Linked DNA regions of Homo sapiens: all the other regions are linked to region 1. The links are chromatin loops, found by intact Hi-C in ENCODE. Cell type or tissue: mammary epithelial cell. All regions are shown on one strand.

Evidence for each region. Peaks named below come from ENCODE experiments on the same cell type or tissue, not always from the same donor. Only the 100,000 strongest peaks of a DNase experiment are listed, where the experiment ranks them.
Region 2: it touches region 1 in a loop (9-fold over the local background); 8 of 110 quality-filtered maps call a loop at or near these places.
Region 3: it touches region 1 in a loop (12-fold over the local background); 81 of 110 quality-filtered maps call a loop at or near these places.

What each region holds. Positions count from the first base shown.
Region 1 is chrX:16,880,646-16,885,645 of GRCh38, forward strand. No RefSeq gene overlaps it. Among named protein-coding and RNA genes, the nearest start is that of RBBP7, 13 kb to the left of the region's middle. RefSeq lists an enhancer at 1,793-1,842. In mammary epithelial cell, CTCF peaks have their summits at 2,374 and 2,759 (motif pointing right); a DNase peak (open chromatin) is centred at 2,336; H3K4me3 peaks cover 675 bases; H3K27ac peaks cover 557 bases.
Region 2 is chrX:17,080,585-17,085,584 of GRCh38, forward strand. All of the region lies in intron 13 of REPS2 (RALBP1 associated Eps domain containing 2), which reads left to right. Among named protein-coding and RNA genes, the nearest start is that of REPS2, 140 kb to the left of the region's middle. In mammary epithelial cell, a CTCF peak has its summit at 2,436 (motif pointing left); no DNase peak of the experiment used is centred here.
Region 3 is chrX:17,043,818-17,048,817 of GRCh38, forward strand. It overlaps REPS2 (RALBP1 associated Eps domain containing 2), which reads left to right. Exons shown (of 18, transcript NM_004726.3): 6 at 3,530-3,665. It overlaps LOC124905266 (small nucleolar RNA SNORA16B/SNORA16A family), which reads right to left and starts at 694; the gene lies at 563-694. In mammary epithelial cell, a CTCF peak has its summit at 2,885 (motif pointing left); a DNase peak (open chromatin) is centred at 2,884.

The DNA of each region.
Region 1 (5,000 bases):
CAACCAGGGGTAATTTTGCCTCCCAGGGGACATTTGCCAATGTCTGGACACATTTTTGGTTGTCATAACTGGGAGAGGGGGATGCTTCTGGCATCTAGTGGGTAGAGGCCAGGAATGCTGCTAAACATCTTCCAATGTAGAAGACAGCCCCCCACAACAAAGAATAATCCCCAAATATCAATAATGCTGAGACCAAGAAACCCTAGTCTAGCTAAAAGGCTATATCTATATTTAACTCATTTTGCAAAGCTGTAAGTAATCTTTTTGGTACATGTACACCCAGAAAAAAAGAAGCTTTCTACCTAGGAAACCAGACTACCTTGTGTCTTGTAATTGTTTAATAAATATTTGTTAAATTATTACATAAGAAAGAAGATGAAATCTGTAAATACTGAAATGGAAAGATGTCCACAATATATTTGACTGAAAAACAAGCAGGTTATAAAACAGTATAAGTGATCTACAGATTTAACGCAATCCCTAACTCAGTTAAATTCTTTGCAGAAATTGATAAGCTGATCCTCAAATTCATATGAAAAGTCAAGGCATCTGGAAAAGCCAAAACAATCTTGAACAAAGCTGGAGGACTCACACTTCCCTAGATCAAGACTTACTACATGCTACAGTGATCAAGACAGTGTGGTACTGGTGTAAGGATACACATATATATTAATGGGATTCCACCAACTGACAAATGGGTAAATAAAATGCATTGTGTCTATACAATGAAATATTGCTTGGCAATAAAAAGAAATGAAGTCCTGATACATGCTACAACATGGATAAACCTTGAAAACATCATACTAAATGAAAGAAGCCAGACACACAAAAAAAACATATTGTATGGTTCCTTTATTTATTTATTTATTTATTTATGAGATGGAGTCTCGCTCTGTCACCCAGGCTGGAGTGCAGTGGCGCGATCTCGGCTCACTGCAACCTCCGCCTCCCAGGTTTAAGCAATACTCCTGCCTCAGCCTCCCATGTAGCTGGTTTTACAGACGTGTGCCACCATGCCCAGCTAATTTTTTTTTTTTTTTTGTATTTTTAGTAGAGTTTCACCATGTTGGTCAGGATGGTCTTGAACTCCTGACCTCAGGTGATCCGCCCACCTTGGCCTCCCAAAGTACTGGGATTACAGGCGTGAGCCACCTCGCCCGGCCGTATGGTTCCATTTATATGAAATGGCCAGAATAGACAAACCCATAAGTACACAAAATAGATTAGTGATTACCTAACGTTGGAAGGTTTAGGGGAAAATGAGGAGTGATTGCTAATTTGTCCACTTTCTTTTAGGAGGTATGAAAATGTTCTATAATTAGACTGTGAATGTACTAAAAGCTAGTCACTTGTATGCTTTAATTGGGTGAATTGTATAGTATGTGATTACATCTCAATAAAGCTAATTTTTTAAAAAAGAAGAGCCAACACGATGTGTCTCTGTGCCCCAGAATGTAGTGGGCTCAGATAAATGTGGAACGTTAGCGGGTCAGCGTGTACCTGGTTTCCAAAAACATTCTTTGTGAAACTCTTGATTGACGAGTTGCAGCTGCAGGAGAAGGGATGTGACTTGGCACTTGCTCCCAGACAGGGACAATGCACCGAACACAGTGTACACACGTAGGTGCCCATTTGAAGGGGTAGCTGTTCTGAGTTGAAGAACTGCACCAGGTTCAACCCAATTCTTGTACTGTGCATGTCCTGCGTGGGGGAGGGACCCGGAAGCTGTGCCAGACCTCAGGAGGCAGCTGCTGTTTGGCCACGTGCATTGCTCACTGAATATCTCTTAAAGTTAAGTAAACCAGTGTAGGGGGAAATGCCATTATGTGTAGTACAACCGTATATTTAGCTGTATTAGTGATTTTATCTGGGTGACAGGATTTTGAGTGATCTTTATTTTCTTTGTATTTCTCTGTGTTTACTGATTTTGTGTGTGTGTGGAAATATTAATATATTAATGTCTTCAGAAAAAAATCTGTACAAAGAGGTTTAGCTGTCCCCCCGCCCCGCCCCTCCCCAGCACCAGGGGTGTTACTGGTGAGGCTGAAATCCCAGGCAGAAGAGTCAGCGGCCGCCCAGGTCCCTCACGTTTTGTGCATCCTGTGGCGAGGGTGCTTGGGGACCCGCAGAACTCAGGCGGGGACTGCTTCGCGGGAAGCCCCACCCCGCCTCCACGGTTCTTCATTTCTAATGCGCAAGCGTGAGAACAGCCTTGCATGGGTGGTAGGTCGGGCATAAACTCTTGGGCTCAGGCTCCAGGCAGGCTAAGCTCTGGTGCCAGCTGTGTGGGGGAGTGCCCGGAAGGGCCAGGTGCCCGGCACCCAGAAACAGGAGTCCCCTTCATCCAGTGGGAAGTGGAGTCTCAGTCTAGTCCTCCCAGTCCCCACAGGGGGAGCCACAGGTTCCAGCTTGTTTGTTGCCAGGTGCCACTGAGAGAGCGCCTGGGATCATTCATCGAATAATCCTGCCCGTCTCTCCGCACTTTTAAACAGCCATATAGTACCATCCTTTGTTTAAACAGAGAACGTCTTTATCCCACAAGGGTAGGTAGTCCAGGAAATACCGAGATATAGGAACAATAGGATTACGGAATCAAACCTTCTCAAACAGATTTTCCTTAGTAGTCTCTAGAGCATTCAAAATGCATATTCTATTTTATGTCTCTTTTCTTTCTAGTAGTCAGATTACTGAAGATTACTAAGCTATCCCTTTTATAAATGTGCTGCTTCGTCAGCTAAACGCAGACCAGTTTCCACCTCTAGCCACGGGAGGGCGCACAAATCAAGTGACGTTTGGTATAACATGTTTTAGGACCTCCTGGCTTGGGTTGAGGAAAAAAACAGGGGCATTGTGGTCCTCTCATGAATGTAGAGCAGCACTATCCAATGGAACTTTCTGCAATGATGGAAATTTCCAATATCTGTGTTGTCCAGCACGTCAGCCACTAGCCACAAGTGGATATGTGGCTAAAATGACTGAAGAAATTAAATTTTAATTTTAGTTCATTTAACTATACATTTATTTTTATTTTTACTTTATTTTATTTTTTGAGACAGGGTCTTGCTCTGTCACCCAGGCTGGAGTGCAGTGGCGAAAGCACGGCTCACTACAACCTCAACCTCCTGGGCTCAAGTAATTATCCCACCTCAGCCTCCCAAGTAGCTGGGACTACAGGCCTGAGCTGCCGTGCATGGCTAATTTTAAATTTTTTTTATAGAGACAGGGTCTCTGTATGTTTCTCAGGCTGATCTCGCACAACCATCTCGGCCTCCCAAAGCACTGGGATTACAAGCGTGAGCCACCGCACCTGGCTAATTAAAAATTTAAATAGCCACACATGGCTACTGGTTACTATATTGGAGAAGAGCATTAGACTGTATAGGAATATTGATTTTTCTGAATGGCTTTACAAAGTTGGCATTTAAACGACTTTGAATCTAACAACAATACCTTAAGGGTAAAGAAAACTAACATTGATGTTCCCACCATTGGCCAGCTTCTGTGCCAGGCAGACTTACATTCCCATCTCATTTAACCTTTGCTATGCCCCTCAGTGAAGGATATTAGTATGCTCATTTCATGAAGATGCAGCAGACCCAGAGAGATGAAGTAACTGGTTCAAAGTCATCAAGAAAGTCACTGAGCTAGATAAATGCATCTAACATTCATTGAGAACCTACAATATGCCAATAAATATTTCAGCAAGGCACTATTACAGACACTGGAAATCTATAATAGAAACCAATGCTAGGCTGGGTAAGGTGGCTCATGCCTGTAATCCCAGCACTCTGGGAGGCCGAGGTGGGCGGATCACCTGAGGTCAGGAGTTCAAGACCAGCCTGGCCAACAAGGTGAAACCCTGTGTCTACTAAAAAAAAAAAAAAAAAAAAAAACCAACCCAGAAATCAGCCGGGCATGGTGGCGGGTGCCTGTAATCCCAGCTTCTGGGGAGGCTGAGGCAGGAGAATCACTTGAACCCGGGAGGCGGAGGTTGCAGTGAGCTGAGATCACGCCACTGCACTCCAGCCTGGAAGGCAGAGTGAGACTCCATCTCAAAAAAAAAAAAGAAACCAATGCTAGATATGGGGACCTTTTTAGCAGATGCTGTCATTTTGTCCTATATAGCATTTTCTGATTTATCAGAGGACAATCCGTACATTTTAGCACATTGTATTCTCAGAGGTAAAAGGTACTTCCACATTAGCCCCTTATTGCTCTCTGATGTATGAAATTCTCTAATCACTGTGAGCTCTGATCAAGGCAGGGAGATAATTGCATTTCATTTCCAACTCTGTCACTAACTAGGCCTATCCCCTTAAGTAGATGGTTTGCTCTTCCGGATCTATAATTTCCTCATTCCTCAAACAATGTTTTTAGCCCAGGAGAGATCCAAAGGTTATTTCGTATTTCACTGATTATGAGACTCATTCTCTTTTTCCCCCACATTTTAACATCTCTGAATTAACGTTCATCTGAAATACGTCATAGTATAGTTGGCAACATATTTTTTCTTAGTTTTATATATAAAATAATGGTGTATCTTATAATCATGGCACCTTGAGCTAGACGAAATATGATCTGTGTAATTTAATAACGTCATTGAAAATATGTATCTTCATATTTATTTTAATATATCTGAATATATTAAAACAGAAACAAAGACAATGACCTTTTATTGTGATTCTAAATCCAATTTAGAATATTAAATTACATATGTTATAATCAGAGCTTGCCCAAGTAACCATGCAACACACAAACTCAAAAATCTCCACTGCAGGCTGGGTGTGGTGGCTCACACCTGTAATCCCAGCACTTTGGGAGGCCAAGGTGGGCAGATCATTTGAGGCCAGGAGTTCCAGACCAGGTGTGCCAACATGGAGAAACCCCATCTCTACTAAAAATACAGAGATTTGCCGGGTGTGGTGGCATGCACCTGTGATCCCAGCTTTTCGGGAGGCTGAGACAGGAGAATCGCCTGAACCTGGGAAGCAGAGGTTGTA
Region 2 (5,000 bases), 200 kb after region 1:
TATATGTTGCCAAAGGGTGAGGTGGAACACCTGTCAACTTGCTCCATCATCAACACTGTCTGAAAGTGTTTCCTCACAATCTTGCCAACACTGCTTCATGTTCATCTTTTTAATCATTACCTGTGTAATAGGCAGTTTCATGTCCCTGATTCCTAGTGAGGCTGAGAATCTTTTTGTATTGTTATTGGCCATAAATATTCCTTCTCTTATGATTTGCCTGCTCAGAAGGCTTGGCCAGCTTCTGTTGCTACATCTCTCTTTGCCTAACCACGGGGACCACTTCTTTCTTCTTCATTTTGCCTACGTTCTGGACCTCCCTCCTGTCAGGCACTTGGGAATGTGAGGGTGGCCATGGGGAAGCCTACCTCACCTGCTGCTGTGCTGTTCCTTGTCCCTCCAGCCCCGCCCCCCATATCCCCTCCTTCTGCCAACTTTATCACTTAAGACAGACTGCCTGGGTCACCCTGTTTATGACAATAGAAGAATAAGGAAAGGTAAAGAAAAGAGGGGAAAATAATGTGAGATGAAGCAAGATGTGGACTTGAGTTGAAAGGGAAAGATAAAATGAAGCCCTTGTTTAATAAAATGAGACTCAGGATTGTGAAAAGCAGTGATTGAAGCTAAGGTGCTGATACAGAGTGGCTTAAAGTGGAGTGATAGTGTGGAAAGGAAATAGGATGGAGAGAAGATGCAAAGAAAAATGAAAGGAAAATGAAGGGAAAGATGGGATGGTTGTTACATAGGAGTGATGATGTTTATCCAAAGGAATAAGCAGGAAATAGAATAAAAAATTGTAGAACCAATGGAAGGAGAGTCCACAGACTCTTGGTGTAGGATTCAAGCAGCATTTAAAGGAATAGCTTAGAAGTAGGTGGCATTAATGCCTTTACATTTATGAAAATAGGTAACATGATATGGGGAAAAAGAACAAAGGGCTGATTTAGAATGTAAATCTATAAAAATGAATAAGGCCAACTTTGGAAATATAGAACAGTTGGCTTCAACTTTGGTGTCTGTAAAGAGAGTGTGAATGTGTGATTTATAGTAGCCTAGATGATTCCAGGGCTCTCTAGGTACTGGCATCAGACCCGAGGCATGTGTTTTCATAAGGAGAAGCGGATACACTATGATCGCTGTGTGTAACAGGGAGATCACCATTTGTAATAGCTGACCCAGTTCTTGGAGCCATTGCCTCACAGTCCCACACAGCTGCTGTGTTTGAGAGATAGCAAAAATGTGCAAGAAAGTCTAAGTCAGTGACAATGCAAGTATGCAAAACCTAGAGGCAGTCAGACCTGGAATTTGCTCAGTGATGTTTGGATTTTATGTCTCTATATTTATAGCTATGAAACATCTTTTATTACTGAGATTCCTGTAAGAAAAATCACACTAAGCTGGTACCTAACCTCCTTTTCCTCAATGAAACAGTTATTTTCATGAGGTAATTTTTTTTTCATAAAAAGGGGTTTCTTCTGTCCACGGAGTCAGTAAGAACTACCCCTCTCTTCTACTCTTGATTCAGACCTGCCTCTTCTCAAAGCCATGCCTGAGGTTTGTAGCCTGAGGTTTCCATGGTGACAGTAAAAAGCCTTAGCTCTGCCTTGTTCCAGTCATTGAGCATCTGCCTGGCAGAAGGGGCAGAGATGGTGTGGAGGAGACATAGCCATTCCTTTAAAGTTTCAGACCGGGCATTTTCATCATTTCCACTCAAATCTAGCTGGGGGACCTAGGCCCATGGATAGACCTAGTTGCCAGGCAGCTGGGAAATGTAGTCCTTGGCAGGGCAGCCATTTCCCAGAAATACGTTTCTTACTGCAAAAAAGGAGAAGGGGATGTTGATGGTCAGTTGTTTTTTTTTAAAACCACATCCCATATGGCCAAATACATTGAGATTCACACATTAAAACCATTGTGATGGCTGAACAGAACACATCCAGGGCTAGTGTCTGTCCATGGGTAGCTAATTTCCTATCTCTGCTTTAGATATACTGATAATAACAACTCATTCCATGGTTAAGAGACTATGGTACATCCATCCTATGGAATTGTATGAAGCTGTTAAAAAGAACAGGCACGTATACTACATGGAGAGCTATCTCGGATAAATTAAGTGACAAAAGTATGATGCAGAATGTGTATGTTTATAAATGTGTAGACAATTTCAGGATGATGCTAAAGAAACTGGTAATGATAGTTGCTTCTGGGCAAGGGGAACAGTATGACTGAGGACAGGACTGGGAAACAAGCTTACTTTCTGTTGAATGCCTATTTGTATCTTTTTAATTTTGGCTCATGTACAGATGTCACCTATTATAAAAAATTTGCTTTTCACTCTTTAGCTGCAATGATGGTATCTGAAAGTACCAGAGATGTCTTTCCTGCCTGAGGTTACCTATCTCAATCTTCCCTACGATTCTGTATTCAGGGTATCTTTATGACCATCTGCTACCACCTCCTGGAATGCAGCTGAAATGACAGAAATGTTCCGAGCACTTTTTTTTTTTTTTTTTTTTTTTGAGATGAAGTCTCGTTCTGTCACCCAGGCTGGAGTGCAGTGGCGTGATCTCAGCTCACTGCAAGCTCCGTCTCCCGGGTTCATGCCCATTCTCCTGCCTCGGCCTCCCAAATAGCTGGGGACTACAGGCACCTGCCACCACGCCCTGCTAATTTTTTGTATTTTTAGTAGAGACGGGGTTTCACCGTGTTAGCCAGGATGGTCTCAATCTCCTGACCTCATGATCCACCCGCCTCAGCCTCCCAAAGTGCTGGGATTACAGGCATGAGCCACTGCGCCCAGCCCCGAGCACTCTTTTAAGCTCTGATGCGTTCTTCAGATTCCATTTCAGTGCCTTTCCAACACTGAGGAGTAGTTCTGGAGGACCTCCCAAAGATTACATTGTGAGATGTATAGTTGGGTAAAACGTCATGGTAAGGGCTCTGTCTTAACTTGGAAGTGGCTGTGTTTATTGAGTGGCGAATTGAGAAGTCTTTCCTCGGTTTTCTATAAATGAATATTTGTTTCTGTAACTTAAGAAGTAGGTAAACTCCTTGGGAGTAAGAGATGTTCCTAATACCAAACTTACCTTTCAGGTTCTCTAAAAGATGAATTTGGCCACAAAAGCAGCTCTGACCTTATATATTTCCTTACTGTATTTTTCCTGTGAGTGCTACTTGTTTCTTTTAAAATCTGGTAGGACTATGGGATTCCTGACCCACCCCAAACCTTTGGGCCCACAGTGCACAGCTATCCAAGGGTTCAATTTGGCAGTCTGGGCAGTTTTTTTGTTTTGTTTTGTTTTTTTGTTTTTTTTAAATGAAAGCGTTATTGAGATGTAACCCATATACTATAAAATTCACCTTTTTAAAGTGCACAATTCAGTGATATTTAGTATATTCATAGTGTTATATATAACTATCAGCACTATGTAATTTCAGAATATTTTCATCCCCCTCAAAAGAAACCCCATACCTATTAGCAATCATTCCCATTCCCCCCTTTTCTTCCTCTATCCCTTGGCAACCACTAACTTACTTTCTGTTTCTATGGATTTGCCCATTCCGGAATTCTGTATTAATAGAATCATATAATATGTGGTCTTTTGTGACTGGCTTCATTCACTTAGTATAATGTTCTCAAGGTTCATCCATGTTGTAGCATGAATCAATACTTCATTCCTTTTATGGCTGAATAATCTTTCATTGTATGGATAAACCACATTTTGGATATTTGGGTTGTTTCCACTTTTTGACTATTGTGAATAACTCTGCTATAGACATTCATGTCCAAGTTTTTGTGTAAACATATTTTTTCTTTCTCTTGAGTATATAGGTAGGGCTGGAATTTCTGGTTCATATGGTAACTAACTCTATGTTGAACATTTTGAGGAGCTATTGAAGTATTTTCCAGAGCAGCCAAACCAATTTATTTCATTAGCAATTTATGAGGATTCCAATTGTGTTTCTTCACGTCCTCAAAACACTTGTTATTGCCTTTTTAATTTTAGCCATCCTAGTGGGCATGAAGTGGTATTGTGATTTTGATTTGCATTTTCTAATGGCTAATGATGTTATACATCTTTTCATGTACTTATTGGTCATATTTATGTTGTCTTTGGAGAATGTTCAGAATCTTTGCTCATTTAAAAATTGGGTTGTCTTTTTATTGTTGATTTGTAAATGTTCTTTATATATTTTGCATAAAAGTTCCTTTACAGATATTTGATTTACAAATATTTTCCTTCGTTCTGTGGGTTGTCCTTTCATCTTTTTGATGGTGTCCTTTGAATCATAAAAGATTTTAATTTTGATGAGGTCTAATTTATGTATTTTGTTGCTTGTGCTTTTGCTGTCATATCTAAAAAACCATTGCTTAACTCAAGGTCACAAACACTCCTCTTTTCTTCTAAAAGTCTTATAGTTTTAGGTCTTACATTTACGTCTTCGTTCTGTTTTGAGTTAATTTTTTTATATGGCATGAGTTAGGAGTCCAAATTCATTTTTCTGCATGTGGATATACAGTTGTCCCAGTACCATTTGTTGAAAAGACTATTAATTATCCATTTAATTTTCTTGGCACCTTTGTTGAAAATCAATTAACCATAAACATAAGGATTTATTTCTGGACTCTCAGTTCTGTTCTGTTGGTCTATAGGTCTATCCTTATGCCAGTACCACAGTGTCTTGATAATTGTAGATTTATAGTAAGTTTTGAAATTGCGAAGCGTGAGTCCTCCTGCTTTATTCTTTTTCAGGATTGTTTTGGTTATTCTGAGTCCCTTGCATTTCCACATGAAATTTATGATCAGCTTGTCAATTTCTGTAAAAACAAAAAAGCCAGCTGGGATTTTGGTATGGCTTGCATTGAATTTGTATATCAGTTTGGTTAGTATTGCGGTTTTAATAACATTAAGTTGTCCAATGCATGAACACAGGATGTTTTTCCATTTATTTAGATCTTTAAGTGTCTTTCAACAATGTTTCAGTATACAAGTCTTGCATTT
Region 3 (5,000 bases), 160 kb after region 1:
AGGCCCACCTTTGCAGCAGAGCATGGGAACGAGCAGTGCCGTCTGTCATGGCCGTGGGTACGGCAGGTACATTGGAGGATTTGAGCAGGGGAAGAGTGTTCTGGGAAGAAGACAAACATCTTACCCCTGAGGAGTGAGCATGTGCAGTCGGAAAGCCTGCTGAGAGGAGGCTGGGGTGCGAGGCTTCTGAAGGCCAGGTGGAGGAGGTGGACTTTTCTGTTAGGCAGCAGGTCATCTCTGCAGGCTTTTAAGCAGAGGAGTTAATCACCCCCTTCTGTTCATTCCTGATTTCTGTTGTTAGAGTAGACCTGAGACCTGCCTGCTAAGAGGCCACTAATGCCACGCTGGAGTGAGGTGATGTCAAGAGGAGCTAGAAAGCAGATGGTTATGGCATTGAGGAAAGAGCACACATGGGCTGACAGGGACAGCTAAGCAGCAGCTTCATGAGCAGGAGGGAAAGGGCGTGTTCTAGGGGAGCAGCAGCTTCCATGTCAGACTCAGGAATGCAGCAGACCCAACATCCAGCTTGGAGATTTCTTCTCTTTTTCTTTTTTTTCAATGGAACTGTATTTTCGCAAAATGTTACAGATCACTTATAGCAAACAGAATGGTGATGGTCAAGGAAACTGACTCTGGGCTCCTTTTTGACCGCAGCAGCTATGTGGAAGCAGCTGCAGCTGTGATAAGGGCCGCCCAGCATGGATATTTCTGTGTCTTCGTTCACTGGGAAGTGGAGGGACAGAGCTTCCGACCCACATCCCACCTTCTTCACGAATCATCTTTGCCACCAAATCGTTGGCTCATAGGTGTCTGTTCTTGTCTTTCCTGCCCATGCCTGGCTTTTAGGTTCCTTTGCTCCAGCTCTTTCTGTCAGGGCTGACCTGGAGGGCAGTGCTCCTGTGAGTTCTCCACATTATATCATGGCCGGTAATCTAATCCAATTCAAGCTGACATTCTCCACCCTATGTTCTACCAATGGAACCTGGTCAGACATCTGGGCTCATTCAGGAAGTGCTGCTAGGGCATGGCTCTGGAATTTGGTGGGAGTATTTTGGAAGGTTGTGTGGTCTGTTTGGTTGTTTAGTGCTCGGACTGGATTTTGATTTTTTTTGCTTTACTTATTTTTACTGAGACGGAGTTTCGCTCTTGTTGCCCAGGCTGGAGTGCAATGGCGCGATCTCGGCTCGCTGCAACGTCCACCTCCCAGGTTCAAGTGATTCTCCTGCCTCAGCCTCCCGAGTAGCTGGGATTACAGGCGCCTGCCACCACACCTGGCTAATTTTTTGTATTTTTTTAGTAGAGACGGGGTTTCACCATGTTGGCTAGGTTGGTCTTGAACTCCTGACCTCAGGTGATCCACCCACCTCAGCCTCCCAAAGTTCTGGGATTACACGTGTGAACCACTGCTCTGGGCCTGTTTATTTTTATAATAATAAGAGGTTTTTGAAAAAAATTCAGATAGATGCAACCCAGTTAAAAAAAATCCCGGTATACAAAATCCTGCCTTTGAATAAGAGATTAAAAAAAGATGGTCATTATTTGCTGCCTGCAGGGGTTCACTAAGGGATATGGGTAAGTTCCCTTAGCTCGGAAAAAGGATAATAATTAATACCCGCTTACATCTCCAAAGTCTTGAGGTGCTCAAACAAGTAGGAGTGTGTGAAATGCTTTGTACATATCAAAACACTCTGTGAAATTTAAGGTATTAACTAATGGATAATGACTTCTTGAACATTTAAGAGTGGTTTGATTTACGTTTAGTAGAAACTCATCTAGTATGAAAATGATACATTTATTACAAATGATTAACAACCCTACAGCTCTCAACCTCTTTATGTAACCTTCCTTCTGACTAAAGGACCCAGATGACTTTGAGGAATAGCCTGTTTGCTGGGTGCATTCTCACTCAGCACTTCTGGAAGTATCCATTCTACAGTTAGTATTTCATCTCATTGTCCTGGCCTTCCGAAAGCACCCTTAACCCAAGGTGTGAGATATCAAAGTAATACATATTTTACTTCAGAGATGACATCTCAAGGTTTTACAGTAGCTCAACATTTTCTAGTCTCCTTTCTCTGAACATTGTCAGAGGGGAGACAGGCGTTCCTGGGAAGAATTAATTCCTGGAATGGTGTGTGTGTGTGGGTGTGGGGAATGGGAGGAGATGGCCGGCCTTCTTTTCTAGGGTTAGTGGGTGGAATTGCCCGCCCAATGATTAATTCCCTCCTTGACAGTGTGTTCAGAAGCAGGCACCTTGATGGCTCTTTAGCAGCAATACCCTCCTCTTCTTTCCTAGCCTCCTTTTGTCATAAAGCCTCATCTTTTTTATTTATTTTTATTTATTTTTTTTTTTTTGAGACAGAGTCTCACTCTGTTGCCCAGGCTGGAGTGCAGTGGTGCGACCTCTGCTCCCAGGTTCAACTTCTGCCTCCCAGGTTCAACCTCTGCCTCCCAGGTTCAAGTGATTCTCTTGCCTTAGCCTCCCGAGTAGCTGGGATTACAGGCACGCACCACCATGCCTAGCTAATTTTTGTATTTTTAGTAGAGATGGGGTTTCATCATGTCGGCCAGGCTGGTCTTGAACTCCTGACCTCGTGATCCACCTGCCTCGGCCTCCCAAAGTGCTGGGATTACTTGCGTGAGCCACTGCACCCGGCCAAGCCTCATCCTTCTGGTGTTCACCTCTTGGTCCTGTTAAGGTGGCCCTTGGCAAGTACCTCTTTAGTCTTAGGGTTCATGGGAGGGATAGAACAAAGGCCCACGCCTCCCCCTAGCATCGACATTTCCCTTCGTCTGCCAATGCCTACCATAGCTTTGTTTTCTCCCGCACTGCTTCCCTGGTTTTCTAGGCTCTTAAATCCTCAAATTTGACTTGCATGCCCTCTAGTGGCAGGTCTGATGCACCCCTTGTTACCCTGTTTATTGTGGTACCATAACAGCTGTTCTCACCACCCAGCTCTGTTACTAAATATTGTCTGTAATTCACAAATGCCAAATGAGAGGTTCAGTGGTCCTGACTTGCCACTCAAGTAGGAGCTGGAAATGTGGGATTTGAATTGGAGCTTTTGATTCCTGGATTTATACAGCATTTCAGTGTAACGGCAACAGTAAAAAAGATGTGGTTATAGTTGTTCTAGTTTCTTTTTTGTCATTTAAAAAGAATCCAGATTATTTTACTATCCACTCAGCTAATCTGAAAGAATGAAAATGTGAGGAATAGTGGAAAATAAGAATGATCATCTTTTTTTAAACCCTTTATTACAATTAGAAATTTTTTTGTCACTTACTGAGTATTCAGTATTTCATGCCTCAGTCCTGTTAACTTTGAAGAATACAAAAAATACATAAAGCATGATGTCTGCCCCTAAGTTTCTGTTCTAGTTAGATTCTAGTTATGAGGCAGTTAAATTTCTTCACCTGAGGAAAAAAATTAAGCATAACACATGATAACTTTTATTGGTGTTTAATTTTTCTACTTCTCACTAAAGACAGGTTCTCTGAGCATTTACTTTTTAATTTATTCTTACAGTCCTTTTCAGTGGAGAGGGAACTACAGGATAACAGCAGTTACCCCGACGAACCCTGGAGGATAACAGAAGAACAGCGCGAGTACTATGTCAATCAGTTCCGATCCCTTCAGCCAGACCCAAGCTCTTTCATTTCAGGTAAGAATGTGGGCTCCCTAGGCATCACTCTCACCAGAACATAGCCACCATCTTGAGAAATCATTCACGCAAAATGAGTATGGCAGCCTTCTGTGATTTCAGTTTGTTTTTCATCTAAAGTCGAATTTCTTATCAGATGTAAACCATGCAGAAGAAAAGTTGCCAATGACGTTTGGAAAATTATATTTCCATTTCAAAGGGCTTAAGTGGGAATTTGGGGGCAACTTGGCCCAGACCCTGCACCTTATCAGCTGAGGCAGTTCTTGAAATGCTAGCGTGTCGCCCCAAGGGGCCACCTCTCATTGCTTCCTCGTTATATTAGAGCTCGGGCAAGGACAGAATGTGGCCTCCTAAGGAGTTGGTGTCACAAGTCTTTTTATGTTATATGTGCCTTCAAACTTCAAACTCAGGCTCGTTTTCTTTGGCTCAAATGTTTGTCCTCCAGTTTTTCTGAGAGAAATTAAAATGGGGGAGGAAAATTGGCCAGTGCTTTCCCACTTGTCAGTTCTTCTGGGTTGTCTTCAGATATATAGATTCCTGTTGAGTTCTCATGTAAAATTCAAGCTCAGAGGAACTGGTTTAATGCCAGTGTGGCTACATTTTACCAGGCTGAAAGACTAACAGTGAAATAGTAGAGTCTAGAAGAAAAATTCATAAAGCTTTCTTTTTAGACTTTAAAATTTGAAGAATAACAATATGTCCTTAATAATTGTAACCTGCCATATTGAAGTGTGGGCAAAGATTAGTTTTATCTTGTGAAATGAGGCACATAATTGAAATATACTTGTATAAGTAATTGCAAACATCATTTACTGATTGGTGGTAATGGCTTTATTGACGGCAGAATAGTACAGATACAACAAATTAATGTTGACGTCATGATTAAGGAAAATAAGCAGAAACCCATATTGCACGATTTGACCACTTGCTAACCTTACCCCGTGCTCAGGTGAGTTTCTTTACGACATGTGCAGATATTTAGCCAAATACAAACAGGTACTTGTTAGAAATGTTTTTGTTTTCTTTTAACTTTTGTATCTTGCAGAATTTCAGATATAGACACAACTAGTCTGGCTGATACAACAAACCTCTGTGTACCTATCACATAGCCCCAATGATTTTCTCTTACCTACAGTTAACACATAAGGTTGTTTCAGTCAGTCAATGATGGCGGTACCATAACAGTATCACGGAGCTGAAAAATTCCAGCTCCATTAATCACCTAGTGATGCTGTAGCCATCATGATGTTGTAGCACAAGGCAGTGCTCACATAAATGTGATGATGCTGGTAAAAACAAATCTGTGCTACCAGTCGTATAAAAGCCTAGCACATA